Regions from separate parts of the Homo sapiens genome. Here region 2 is linked to region 1. The links are chromatin loops, found by intact Hi-C in ENCODE. Cell type or tissue: endothelial cell of umbilical vein. All regions are shown on one strand. Each heading gives the region's core, and the rest is flanking DNA. Links, peaks and the distances in the headings are about the cores only.

The links. A loop is a pair of places that touch in the nucleus more often than their neighbours do. Peaks named below come from ENCODE experiments on the same cell type or tissue, not always from the same donor. Only the 100,000 strongest peaks of a DNase experiment are listed, where the experiment ranks them.
Region 2: a loop joins it to region 1, with 3 times the contacts of the local background. A loop is called at or near these places in 8 of 110 quality-filtered maps.

Annotation. Positions count from the first base shown.
Region 1 is chr4:144,642,550-144,648,620 of GRCh38, forward strand. HHIP (hedgehog interacting protein) reads left to right here and starts at 3,607. Exons shown (of 13, transcript NM_022475.3): 1 at 3,607-4,405. The coding sequence starts at 4,127. HHIP-AS1 (HHIP antisense RNA 1) reads right to left here and starts at 3,470. Exons shown (of 2, transcript NR_037595.1): 1 at 3,158-3,470; 2 at 367-1,185. RefSeq lists enhancers at 3,572-4,137, 5,378-5,966. In endothelial cell of umbilical vein, for the core only: no CTCF peak of the experiment used is centred there; DNase peaks (open chromatin) are centred at 2,062, 2,422, 3,512 and 4,072; H3K4me3 peaks cover 2,500 bases; H3K27ac peaks cover 2,500 bases.
Region 2 is chr4:144,707,404-144,713,474 of GRCh38, forward strand. HHIP (hedgehog interacting protein) reads left to right here. Exons shown (of 13, transcript NM_022475.3): 7 at 765-908; 8 at 4,547-4,668. All of the region lies in intron 1 of LOC124900791 (a long non-coding RNA gene), which reads right to left. Among named protein-coding and RNA genes, the nearest start is that of HHIP, 64 kb to the left of the region's middle. In endothelial cell of umbilical vein, for the core only: no CTCF peak of the experiment used is centred there; DNase peaks (open chromatin) are centred at 1,958 and 2,948; H3K27ac peaks cover 2,500 bases.

The sequences.
Region 1 (6,071 bases), core at 1,985-4,484:
TATACTTTAAACAGTGGTTGGAGTCACTTCGTACTCCTTCCAAGTCATCCTAAGTCTCAACTGAAATGTCATTTTCCCAGAGAAGTTTTTTCCAGTCACTTAATCTGAAATAGGTGTGCTTTGTTATTCTGTACCTTAGCATTTCTTTCATACCTTTTACCACAATTTATAACTGTAATTTTATTTGTGACCTTATCATTTGTCTTCTATACTAGATTATTAACTACCTAGAAGCAGGGTGTTTGCATTATTTTTCAGTACTATATACATACTGTTTAGCACGGTGCCTGACACTTAATATATATTTGTTGAAATGGAATTAAATAGTACATATTTCTGTGAAGGCCAGAAATCCATACATAAAACTGATTCCAAAACTCAAAATAATTTTATTTCAAACACTTAACAAAGTTAAATTGTCCTCACTTCTGATACACAAAAATGTATATTCATATAACTCTCTTGATATATACATATACATACAAACATAATTCACATACATGGTAATATTCTGACCTTTACCTCTGAAATTAATTTCAATTTGTGTCATATATTTCATTTTTTACAATAAACTAAATACGTTCATAAAAATAATTAATTCTTCTAAAGTAGGGAATATAACCCTGGATAGGACCAGGGTATGAGGGTGGGATGGTCCGAGCTGGTGCCAGCTCATACAAGATGCATTGGTGCACATTTTAAAAAGGACCCACATCCTCTGGGTAGACACAGACACACAACAACATAAGCTCTGCTTGGTGAATGGAGCCTGGGCAGGACTTCAGCTCCCACTTTATGTGCTCTTGCACAGGGCATGACCTATGCATAGGTGGCAGTCCTGGAGAGGGTTGCTCAGTGGTGGTGTGAGCAGAAGATGTGATCTAGCCACCCTTGGGCTGTTCCACTCCTTGCTGGAAAGGGCCGATTTGATTTGTCTGGATTATTTTGGTCAACAAGGGGTCCCTTCTTCTTTTCACCACTCTGTCGGTTTAGCTGAAGAGGAAGACCTCTCCAATGAAAGAGGACCATTTTTCACGTTCAAGTGTATGCATGGCTATCCTCTGCTTCTTCAGCCTCCAAGGGGGCTTTTAAGGTTTAATCTAAAGAAATAACCCTGTATTGATTCTTGATTCCTAAGAAATTATGCTGTCAGTCTGGTTGTAGGCAAGGGTTGCAATTTTCCCTCTGGAAAAAACAAATCAGAAGTTAGTCCATTTGTATAACACTGCTTAGTAACTGTTTAGAAATTATATCAGTAACACTAAGAATAAGCTCAAGCTATCTCCTAAGTGACCCAATTTATTGACTTTCAGGACAAACAGTATATGAAATCAATTCTAATTTCCATATATCAAGAAATAACAAGCATGTCTTATTTCAGTAATCTTTTATAAACTTTCTATATCTTAGGGTCGTAGGTTATAACAGATGCATAGTATTTTAAAACCAAAATAAATTTACCTTTAAGTGGCCTTAGTATAAGCCATAAGAAAGGCCTGTTTCAAAACTACTAACAGGAATTTATCAGAGTAGGAGCTCAAACTACTGAAATACGATTTTAGAAGGACTTTTATTTTGGAAAAAGAATATAAAACTGGAATTTGGGAAGAAAGGGTTAGATAGTGGAAAGCACCCCAGATTGGATCCGAGTCCTTATTCTCAAACTACCTAATGAGATGAAATTGTGCAAGTGATTTAAATTTGATGAGATTCATCTGGAGATCTATTAATGAGTTTAAAGTCTTAAAGTGCTTACTGCTTTCTGATTAATTTTATATTAAAAGTCCTCAAAGCAGAAAGAATGTCAGATAAAAAAAAGTATGTGAGATCCAAAGTGGACTTACAATCACATGCATGAAGAAGTCATGTGTATACAACAGCCCCTGGGGAAAATGTTAAATATGTCATGGGGGCTCTACATTTAGCTGAGGACTGGGCCAAACATCCTAGCAGATTCTTTTCAGTTATTCTGATGTGTCATCTCTTTGGGGAAAAACCTAACTTCACTAATATCCAGGCTCAGGAAGTGAAAAAGACAGAAGCCTTACCTAGCCACTGTGACCAGAAGTGATTAATTTAATCAACTGCCCACCTCAACCATCACCAACTTTTGCAATCACTTGGCGAAATCAATGTCCAACAAGTGAAGCAAACCCAAATGTGGTGAACATTCCTCCATTGCCAAAATGGGACAACTGCCTTATCTCCTCATCAAAGCCCATCTTCTGGGAAATCAGCTTCTCTGTTAAATACCCAAGTGGGCTAGAAGCGCATTTTGTGGGCAACCCTATAGAAGCTCGTCCTGATGCCAACTTGCAGGGATCCAGTAAACCTCAAGTCACCGCTCCTGATAACGTAGACATCTTTTTAGACACACTATTTACACAGACTTTGTCTAGCTGGGGAAAAGGTTAATTTACTTGTATACACGGGGATAAGTAGAGCACAGCGCTTCTGGATGCCCTCAGACTTGCATCTAATTCTTTCTCCAGATCTAACGCCTCTGTTTCTACACCCAGGGGAACCTCTCCCCAGGGACTGCGCGCGCGTGCGTGCAGGTGTGTGTGTGTGTGTGTGTGTGTGTGTGTTTGTGTGTGTTAAAACGAACACTAATTCCGCGCCCAGCTTCTCTCTCCGTCCACCTGCGGCCCAAGAACTTGTGTTCCCAGATGGTACCAGCGGGGCCCGGCTTATTCCCGAACACATGTGGGGACCTGAAAGGGGCGTCGGGGACTAACCCGCCCAAACCGTGGCAAACACTCTGGGAGGCCGACTTGGGCTTGGCCTGTGGCCCGACACACCGCCCCACTCCGCGCACACGCGTCTGTGCCACTTCAGTGGCTTGCAGGACCTCCGGCGAGGATGAGTCTCCAAACCATCTCAGCCTACTCAACGGCATCTGGGATGTCCCCCTGCCTCTAAGTCAGACCCCAAGAAAGATCTTTGAGGACTTGAGCTTCACGTTGAAAATCAGTGTGGAAAATGGGGGTGTCAGTGCGGCTGGGGGAGACAAAGGGGCCCAAAAGCTCCCTCCCGTCCGCTCCAGCCCACTTAGTTCACCCTCCCACGGGGCGAGGGGCGGGCCGGGGGGCTGAGGTGGGGATGGCCCTGGAAGGGGTCCCTCCCTTCCCACCTCCTACGGCCCACTCTTACTTACTTTCTTTCGGAGCCTCAGCTTGGCCGCCTTTAGCCCAGGCAGTGCGGAGGGGAAGCGGGGAGGAGAGAGGAGCCTGCGGGCTGCAGCAGCCGGGCAGTCCCGGAATCTCCGGACTGCGTCCCTGCCCCAAGCCCGCCGGGAACCCGGGCCGTGGACGCCCCCACCCGGGGGCCGCGGCGAGGCGGGCGCGCGGGGTTCAGCACCCTCGAGGCTGGTTCCGAAGGCTCGCGGCCCTCCCCCTCCGTCCGCCGCCGTCGCGGCTAGCCGCCCCTCCCCGCCGCAGCAGGGAGGCCGCCGGGGCCCGGGGGACGCGCTCGCGCGGGGGCCGCCCCCTCCCCTTCCCTCCACCCTGGGCGGGGGCGCGCGAGAAGCGGTGACGTCAAGGGGCGCGCTGTGGCAGCACCTCCCCGCGCGCTAGTTAAAAAGAAGAAGAAAAGAGGGAACGAAACATGAGAGGCTGTGTGAGAAGCTGCAGCCGCCGGCAGAGGAGACCTCAGCATCATCTAGAGCCCAGCGCTGGCCCTGCCTCCGCCTGCCCCGCCGCCGCCGTCGCCGTTTCTGTTCCTGCTACTGTCCCACCTAAACAACTCCCGTTACACGGACAAGTGAACATCTGTGGCTGTCCTCTCCTTTTCTTCCTCCTCTTCCAACTCCTTCTCCTCCTCCCACTTCCCAGCCGCAGCAGAAAGCCCCCAACCCAACTGACACTGGCACAACTGCAAACGGTGTCATCCGCACAACTTTATCTCGCTCCTCGGGCTCCCCTAAGGCATTGGACCCATCGCCGCGTCTTTTATTTTTTGCAAAGTTGCATCGCTGTACATATTTTTGTCCCCGCCACCTCCCTCTGTCTCTGGAGTGCCCTACAGCCCCGCAAACTCCTCCTGGAGCTGCGCCCTAGTGCCCCTGCTGGGCAGTGGCGTTCCCCCCCATCCTCCCGCGCCCAGCCCCTGCTGCTCTGGGCAGACGATGCTGAAGATGCTCTCCTTTAAGCTGCTGCTGCTGGCCGTGGCTCTGGGCTTCTTTGAAGGAGATGCTAAGTTTGGGGAAAGAAACGAAGGGAGCGGAGCAAGGAGGAGAAGGTGCCTGAATGGGAACCCCCCGAAGCGCCTGAAAAGGAGAGACAGGAGGATGATGTCCCAGCTGGAGCTGCTGAGTGGGGGAGAGATGCTGTGCGGTGGCTTCTACCCTCGGCTGTCCTGCTGCCTGCGGAGTGACAGCCCGGGGCTAGGGCGCCTGGAGAATAAGGTAGGCACTCACCGGCTTCACGGATGCGTACTTGGCATATTGGCTGGGTGGGGTTCCCTGTGGCTCTGGCAAAGCCGGTGGTTGTAAGAAGGTCAAAACTTCTTTGGGGGAGTTCTTTCCATAACTTTTCTATAGCGCTAACGTGATTCCGTTGTGTGTTCCTCTGGGGTAAGCAAGTAGCATTTCCTCCCCCAGAGTCCGCGGTCGGGATGCTGTGCAAACTTGCCTATCTCTGAAAACAGACGTTTCTGCGGTACCCGCACCCTGGGCTGGGTAAATATTTTAAAAGAATCGCGATGAACAGTGTGTTTTGGATCGAATGGGGCATTGGCTGCGGTGAAACTGTAAATTAAGGTGGCTGTGGTTTCCGGCTTATTTTTCTAGGGTAAAAAGATTTGTGCTGTTTTCTCCACGTGCTCGGTTAGGGAGAGGATTGAATCGTAAAGGATGTTGAAGCATGGTTGGTTTATGATCCCCAGCCCCGTCAGAGGGGGGTGTCTTGCATTACATTAGTTAAACCAACAGAAAGGAACTCCTGGTCCTCCGGTTAGGGACCTGAAAAAAACTGGCGAAAGATTTTGCTGGGGCGTTATTTATCACATAAAACTGAGACGATTCTCCGTCATTTTGTAACATTATAAATTCAGACTTTCAGGGTCAGTTGGTGTCTTGGAAGATCTACTCTAAGAATTTGTTTTAAGAGTAATGGCATTTACGTTATCCTTGTGTTAATAAGTTTAAATACTAACATGGTGTTTGTTGACTGTAAAGGCACGCTTGTTTTTGAGTTTGCAATATCGTTCTTGCCAGGAGATGCAGTCATGGGTGGTATCTACTGTACTCCAAGGAATCATTGCTGGCTCACATCATTAACAATCACTGCACGTGAAATAAACAATCAGGTGTCTTTGCTCCCCCTCCCTTTCCCCATTTTAGGTTTAATTAAGAATTCCTCTGTTAGAACACTGCCAGTTGTCAAGGTCTGAGAGACTCTTGGAAAACTTGTGCTTCAGTCTTGCTGGCCCAGGCATAATAAAAAAAAAAAATACCCAGGCTGAATCTAATTTTTATGCTCAGTTCACGGTAGATTTCACTCTATTCTCATGTAAACAGCTCCTACGAATCAACATATGTGTCTGGGTGGTATCTCTCACTTTGTTTTGTAACAAAAAGCCATATTGCATCATTTAATTTGCTCAAGTCATGCAAATAGGAAAAAATCAATAGGACAAAAAGGGGTCGACTTATCCTCCTCCCCACTAAACTGCTGCCCACACACAGAGTCCTGTTGCTTATGGCAAAAGAATAACAACAACACCATTGTATTTGTTAGTTGGTTCACTAATGGGTGAAACTAGAGAACATCATTCTCTTTCAGTCCCCAGCTCTGTCCAAATGTTCATGCCTTTTGAGGGAGCATTTGTCCAACTCCTTCTATTCCCAGATGAGTGAGAACTGTCTTGCTGCAGGTTTTCAGCTGCAACTCTCTTTTTATTCTTACCATATGCAGCAGGAGCCTGAGATTCAGGGAACAGATATTCCAGGATTTTATTCAAAGCAATGTCTTTAAGCTCCTGTGTTGCAACTGAATTAAGTTTCAAAATAGCTATATTCAGGTCACCTTAAAGGTTTTATCAGGAGCCCTAAAGAACCAGGAAATTCAGAG
Region 2 (6,071 bases), core at 1,495-3,994, 64 kb after region 1:
TTATGAAATGAAGAGGAATTCACTAATATGCTACGTGATCTTTTGTTTGTCATGAAAAGAGTTACTGTTGTGTAGTTCTCTGTTCCAGGGCTGCCTCTGCTCCACAAAGCACTGAGAAGCAGTGGCCCTGTACAACCATACTGCCTCTCAACACTGTGTAATAGGCTAACACCGCCCAGCGAACCTTCCTGGGAGATATAGAATACATAGGTTTAGGCTGACAAAAATTAAGAGAACAGAGGCAAAAAAAAAAAAGCAGTGTACTACTGATGCCACAGTCCTCAGCCACCATCACACAGTGTCTTGGTTCAGTTGCTTGTCTGGAACGGCCCAGTTTCATTTTCCACAATAAGGAATTTATTTTATTTAATTATTCCTTTATTTATTCAGACAAGGTCTCACTCTATTGCTCAGGCCAGCATGTAGCAGCACCATTATGGCTCACTGTGGCTTCAAACCCCTGGGCTCAAGAGATCCGCCTGGCCGCATGCCACCACATCTGGCTCATTTTAAAATTTTTTGTAGAGATGGAGTCTCGCTATGTTGCCAGGCTGGCCTTGAACTCTTGGCATTAAACAATCCTCTCACCTTGGCTTCCCAAAGTGCTGGGATTACAGACGTGAGCCACTGCATCCAGCCACTTTAATATTTTATTTCAACTAAGGGGATGATTTTTTCATCAATAGAGCAACCTCACCATATTTAATATAGGTGAAATATATAATGAAAATGTAAAACACATACTCTGTCCCCCAATTTCTCAGTGATTTCACAGGCTCAGTGCTACGGCTGGATGTGGACACAGACATGTGCAACGTGCCTTATTCCATACCAAGGAGCAACCCACACTTCAACAGCACCAACCAGCCCCCCGAAGTGTTTGCTCATGGGCTCCACGATCCAGGCAGGTGAGAACACAAGTCTGTCTTCTCACTGGCTTTTAAGCCAGGCGGGGATCCGAGAACTGGGAAAATATAGCATAGAGCATATACCATCACAGAGCAGCCAAAGGTAGTATCTAAGGCCATGCCTCTAAAGTCACAACAGGTCATTACTCAAGTGAGTATTTAGCACACTGTCTTCTATTACTGTGAGAAGCAGATTGAGAAGGCAGATTAGACAACGAAAAGGACAAATTCATGGAGAAAATTTCACCTTAAAATGTGGAGAGGTTATTATCAGATAAACACTATTGGACTAGTATAATGACCAAGACTTTAATCTGAACAGTTTAGAGAGATCAACTTTTTGATTTGTCTCCTTAAATCCCACTAAGTCTTAAGTTCTTTATATATTACATGGCGGTGATAATAACTGCCTTGCTATGATTAAATAAAAATCTGTAAGTAAAGTACCAAATAGTGTGTCTGACTCCTGGTAGGTTTTAAATGAATTGCAATTCTTGTTATCATAGCTTCACTTAAATATGATGCTGCAGTGTTAATTTGCAAGGAGTTGAGCTAAATATTAACTTTTATTTCACTTTGAAAACATTGCAAATACTAAAGGACTCCATATTAACTGTTGGTACTACCATGAACCAAAACAAAGGAAAACTAAAAAGTATGTAGGGTGGGAAATTTGGGGTACATTTTGTAAAAATGCTATGAAGTATAATACAGCAATTTCAGTAACGAAAGCTTCATCCAGTCTATGGTCTATTATTCATACTCAGGGATATCTGGCCACATCCATTTATTCACTAAGTAGGTTATTATTACCATTTAATGTTTATTGAGTGTTCACTATGTGCAAGGTGAATATTTCTCAAACTTTTTATTTTTATAATCCCTCATGCCCTTCATCTCTCCTCCATCAAACCCAAGTCTACAGTTCATTTCCTTTTTGGCATCTCAGCAGATCTTAAAATCTGTGAGACAGGGAATACTTAAGGTGGGTTCAGGATGTGGAGGAAACTGTCACATTCCATTCCTAGAGCTCAGAACTCACAGATACCACCACAAAGCAACACTTTGAAGTCAGGCAGCCTGAGTCACCACAATCCCGCTGGAGCTTTCTCACAACCTTCCTGGGGGTCCTGAACCTCAATGCAAAAACATGGGATGAGGTGCTTTACAGACCAGATGTGTGGCAAGATGCCTGTGCTGCGGAGCCTCCCCACCTCTGGTGGCAGAGGGCTGAAGGAAAAGTTGGTGTTTATATTCCACCTCCCTCCAAAAGTATTCTAAGCAGAAGACGATTTAATAAAGCAGAAAGAAAACTAAATTAATTATTGGCTAAAAATAAAGGGAACTTTTATTAAGCACTTGCTGTGGGGTGCTGAACTAAGTATCTTGTGTACTTTATCTCCTCTCTGCTTCTCAGCAAGGCTCACCATCAGCCCCACTTCTCCCACTCCCCTTTTATTAATAGACTAGTTAAAGGACAGTGATAGATGCACAGCAAAATTGAGAAAAAGGTATAGACATTTTTATATTACCCGTACCTCCACACATGCATAGTCTCTCGCATTATGATCATCCCCCATAGAGAAACATTTGTTATAGTTGATGAACTGACATTGACACGTCATAATCACCCAGAGCCCATGGTTTACATTAGGGTTCACTCTTGGTGTTGTGAATTCTGTAGGTTTAGACAAATGGATAATGACATGTATCCACCATTATAGTATCACCCAGAGAGTTTCACTGGCAGGGCCCTTTTTCACATGAGAAACTGAAGGTTACAAGGGTCAAGCAGTTCTTAGTGGACCTGGTATTCAGCCAGAGCCATAGCTCCAAGCCCCCAGCAACTCTACCTGGCCTGCTTTCCAGATTTGCTGTTTCTTGTTGGAAACAAGTCAAACCTCTTTTTCTCATAGTTTCTCTATCTTCAAAGAAAGGTAATAGAGGAAAATGTTCTCTCCACTATGGATTTAGTTCCACCTTAAGTCACAGCATGACTGTATCATGATCCCTGCCAGGCATTGTCTTCTGTGAATCATTGAACTAGAGAGGACAATAAAGGGACTGTTGCCACAGAACAACTAACCCATCTTTGGCAGGTCACGCTTATGGTTTCCCTATCATGAATGAGATCATTGGGAGCCAAGAGTTTATGTTTTGTTTTTTGTTTGTTCTTTTATAATTTCTACATGACTCTTACGTCTCTTAAGAACCAGCACCAACTCTCAATTTTTTATTTTATTTTTTAAATTTCTTTATTAGCTCCAATGGTTTCATTTTGTTTTTAAGTAATTAATATATTTTGTTGGCCTAGAACAGTGATTCTCAATGGGATAATTTTACCCCCAGGGGACATTTGGCTATGTCTGGGAACATTTTTGGTTTTCACAATTAGAGTGTGATGGGGGTGAGGGAGTGATGCTACTGGCATTTTGCCTGTAGAGGCCAGAGATGCTGCTAAACACCCTACAGTTGGCAGCACAGCCTCCCCAGACAAAAAATTACCTGGCCCAAAATGTCAGCAGTGCCAAGATAGAGAAACCTAAAAACAATGCAAGCCTGTTTTCCACACTTTTGATAACTTCCAAAATTGTATTATATAACTTCATTCTTCCCCCAACCCAAGCTCCTCATACCCAGTCCCTCAGTGATTGAAACATTCCACAAACCTTGAACCCCTCTTATATTCCTGGCTTTGAACCAGATAACAGGAAGATAGTGATGAAGTTGCAAGTCCTCCCCTTATGGAGCTTCCTGTCAGTGGCTTAAGTCACAGAGATACTCTGGCCCCCAGATTAGGGATGGAAAACATGAAAACAGAGTCAACGTAAAAGACCTCGATATTTGTAGGGACCAGCTTTACTATATTCCTGGAATTAAAGCACATGTTTTCCTGTGTTAGAGCAGCCTAAGTTTTAGAATGCAGCAATTTCATGTAAGAAACCCAAAATTAATGTTATAACTAGTACTGTTTTGTGTGGCACAGAGATGAGTTGATGGTAACACTGTTGTTTTTTTTATGTTATTTTACCTTAAGTTCTGGGATACATGTGCTGAACTTGCAGGTTTCTTACATAGGTTTACATGTGCCATGGTAGTTTGCTGCACCTATCAACCCGTCATCTAGGTTTTAAGCCCGTATGCGTTAGGTATTTGTCCTAAGGCTCTTCGTCCCCCTGCACCCCGCCCCCCAACAGGCCCCAGTGTGTGATGTTTCCCTCCCTGTGTCCATGTGTTCTCATTGTTCAACTCCCACTTATGAGTAAGAACAGGCGGTGTTTGGTTTTCTGTTCCTGGATGGTGACACCGATTCTTATTCACAATACTTTACCAGTGTATTATACATGTGATATTCCTTAAGAACAGACTAACAATTGTTTTAAGACAGTGTGCATATTTATAACATAAGAAATTATAAATCATAAGAGAAATTAAGAAATATATTCCAGAGATTAAGCTTCAACCAAGTAAGCAAACACATCGGACTACTTCCTTCAGTGCTTTCTAGAAGATCCAAACTAAATTGCCATAGGATCCTTGCCAGTCCACAAAGGGCTCCTTCCTATGTCAGGAATCTCCAGTCTGAGCTTGGAAAAGATCACGGTAGGAATTAATGTGTATCCCCTCTTGTTATGCAGATGTGCTGTGGATAGACATCCCACTGATATAAACATCAATTTAACGATACTGTGTTCAGACTCCAATGGAAAAAACAGATCATCAGCCAGAATTCTACAGATAATAAAGGGGAAAGATTATGGTATGTAGAGCATAATTTGCTGATTTTGCTTTAGTTCAAGTTTTGTCTTAGTATATTTAGTAATTGAAGAGAAAGGGATTTCTGAAAAATGAGCATTTGGGAAAGCATAAAAACACTGGCCTAACAATCATGCAGGAGTAAATTGCTCACTTTTTAAAGCTCCAGTGACTCTTACAAGCCCTGAGGGTTCCATCTGGTTAATTACCATGGATTGAAAGGTTCTCAGTAGGTCCAAAAAATTTAACCGTCCTTCAAAAGTTAGCAGCTTATATTTTGTTCATCAGAGAATCAAGATGAATAAGTTCTATTCAGTAGGGGAGAGCAGCTTGTCTTAACATCTTATATACAGAGAAAAAACAAGTGTTAAAAGTAAGACATTTCTCAATATCCAACATGCCTGTCTCAGCAGTTAGGAAAATTGTAAGTGATTCAAATAAGAATGTAATTTTTTAAAAAATGTTTATCTTAGAGAAAACAAAGTAATCAACTTGAAAAACAAGTCATGGGAATGGGACATTTAAGCAGTATTTTTAATAACATGATTACTTGAATATTTAGAGAGAACATGTAAAAATATAAAGTTGGATAATAATAAAGTTCAAAACACTTAGTATTTTTTAATATTTTAGTATTTATTCCTTTTGAAGGAAGCAATATATCAACCATTATTATGATTCAGGAAACACAGTAGATTAAGATTATTAAATTGATTGCTTTTTCTATTTACTCATTCAATACAGATATTTATTTAACACCAGGAATGAAGCAGCTGTGTTAGTTCATGTGGTATTCAGTTATTTTACTTTTTTTTCAGGTGTGTGTGTGTGTGTGTGTGTGCACGCGCATCTTTTAAAAGCCAAACCAAAGAGTAATGTGATTTGGAAAAAAAAAAAAAAACTAATGAGTCACTAGCTCGATGGAATTTTGGCTACATTTGTAGATTAAACAAAATTCTACAGTCACATTAATTGAGGTTAAGCTAAAATTGGTTACAATATTAACAGCACTACATTTATTTATTTTAAAACACATCTACAGTGCTTACTACATGCCAGACCCTGTAGTAAGCACTTTATACTCATTTCCTTTACAGAACAACTCTATGTGATAGGCACTATCATTGGCCACATTGTACAAATGAGGAAACTGAGGCACAGAAAGATTAATTGTCACACAACACAAAGTGGCAGAGTCTGGATTTGAATCTGACCAGCCTAACTCCAGAGTTTGTGACCTTAATTATTCAATTATGCTACCTCTCAGTGTGCTCATTATTTAAAATTTCTCTTATCTTTTCTACTTTTTTGTAGTCTCATATACACCATAATCACATGGGAGGGTAAGAGGTCGTTAAAAATTACTATCTTTTCACAAAAGCTTTTGATAAAATCTGTTGATAATGA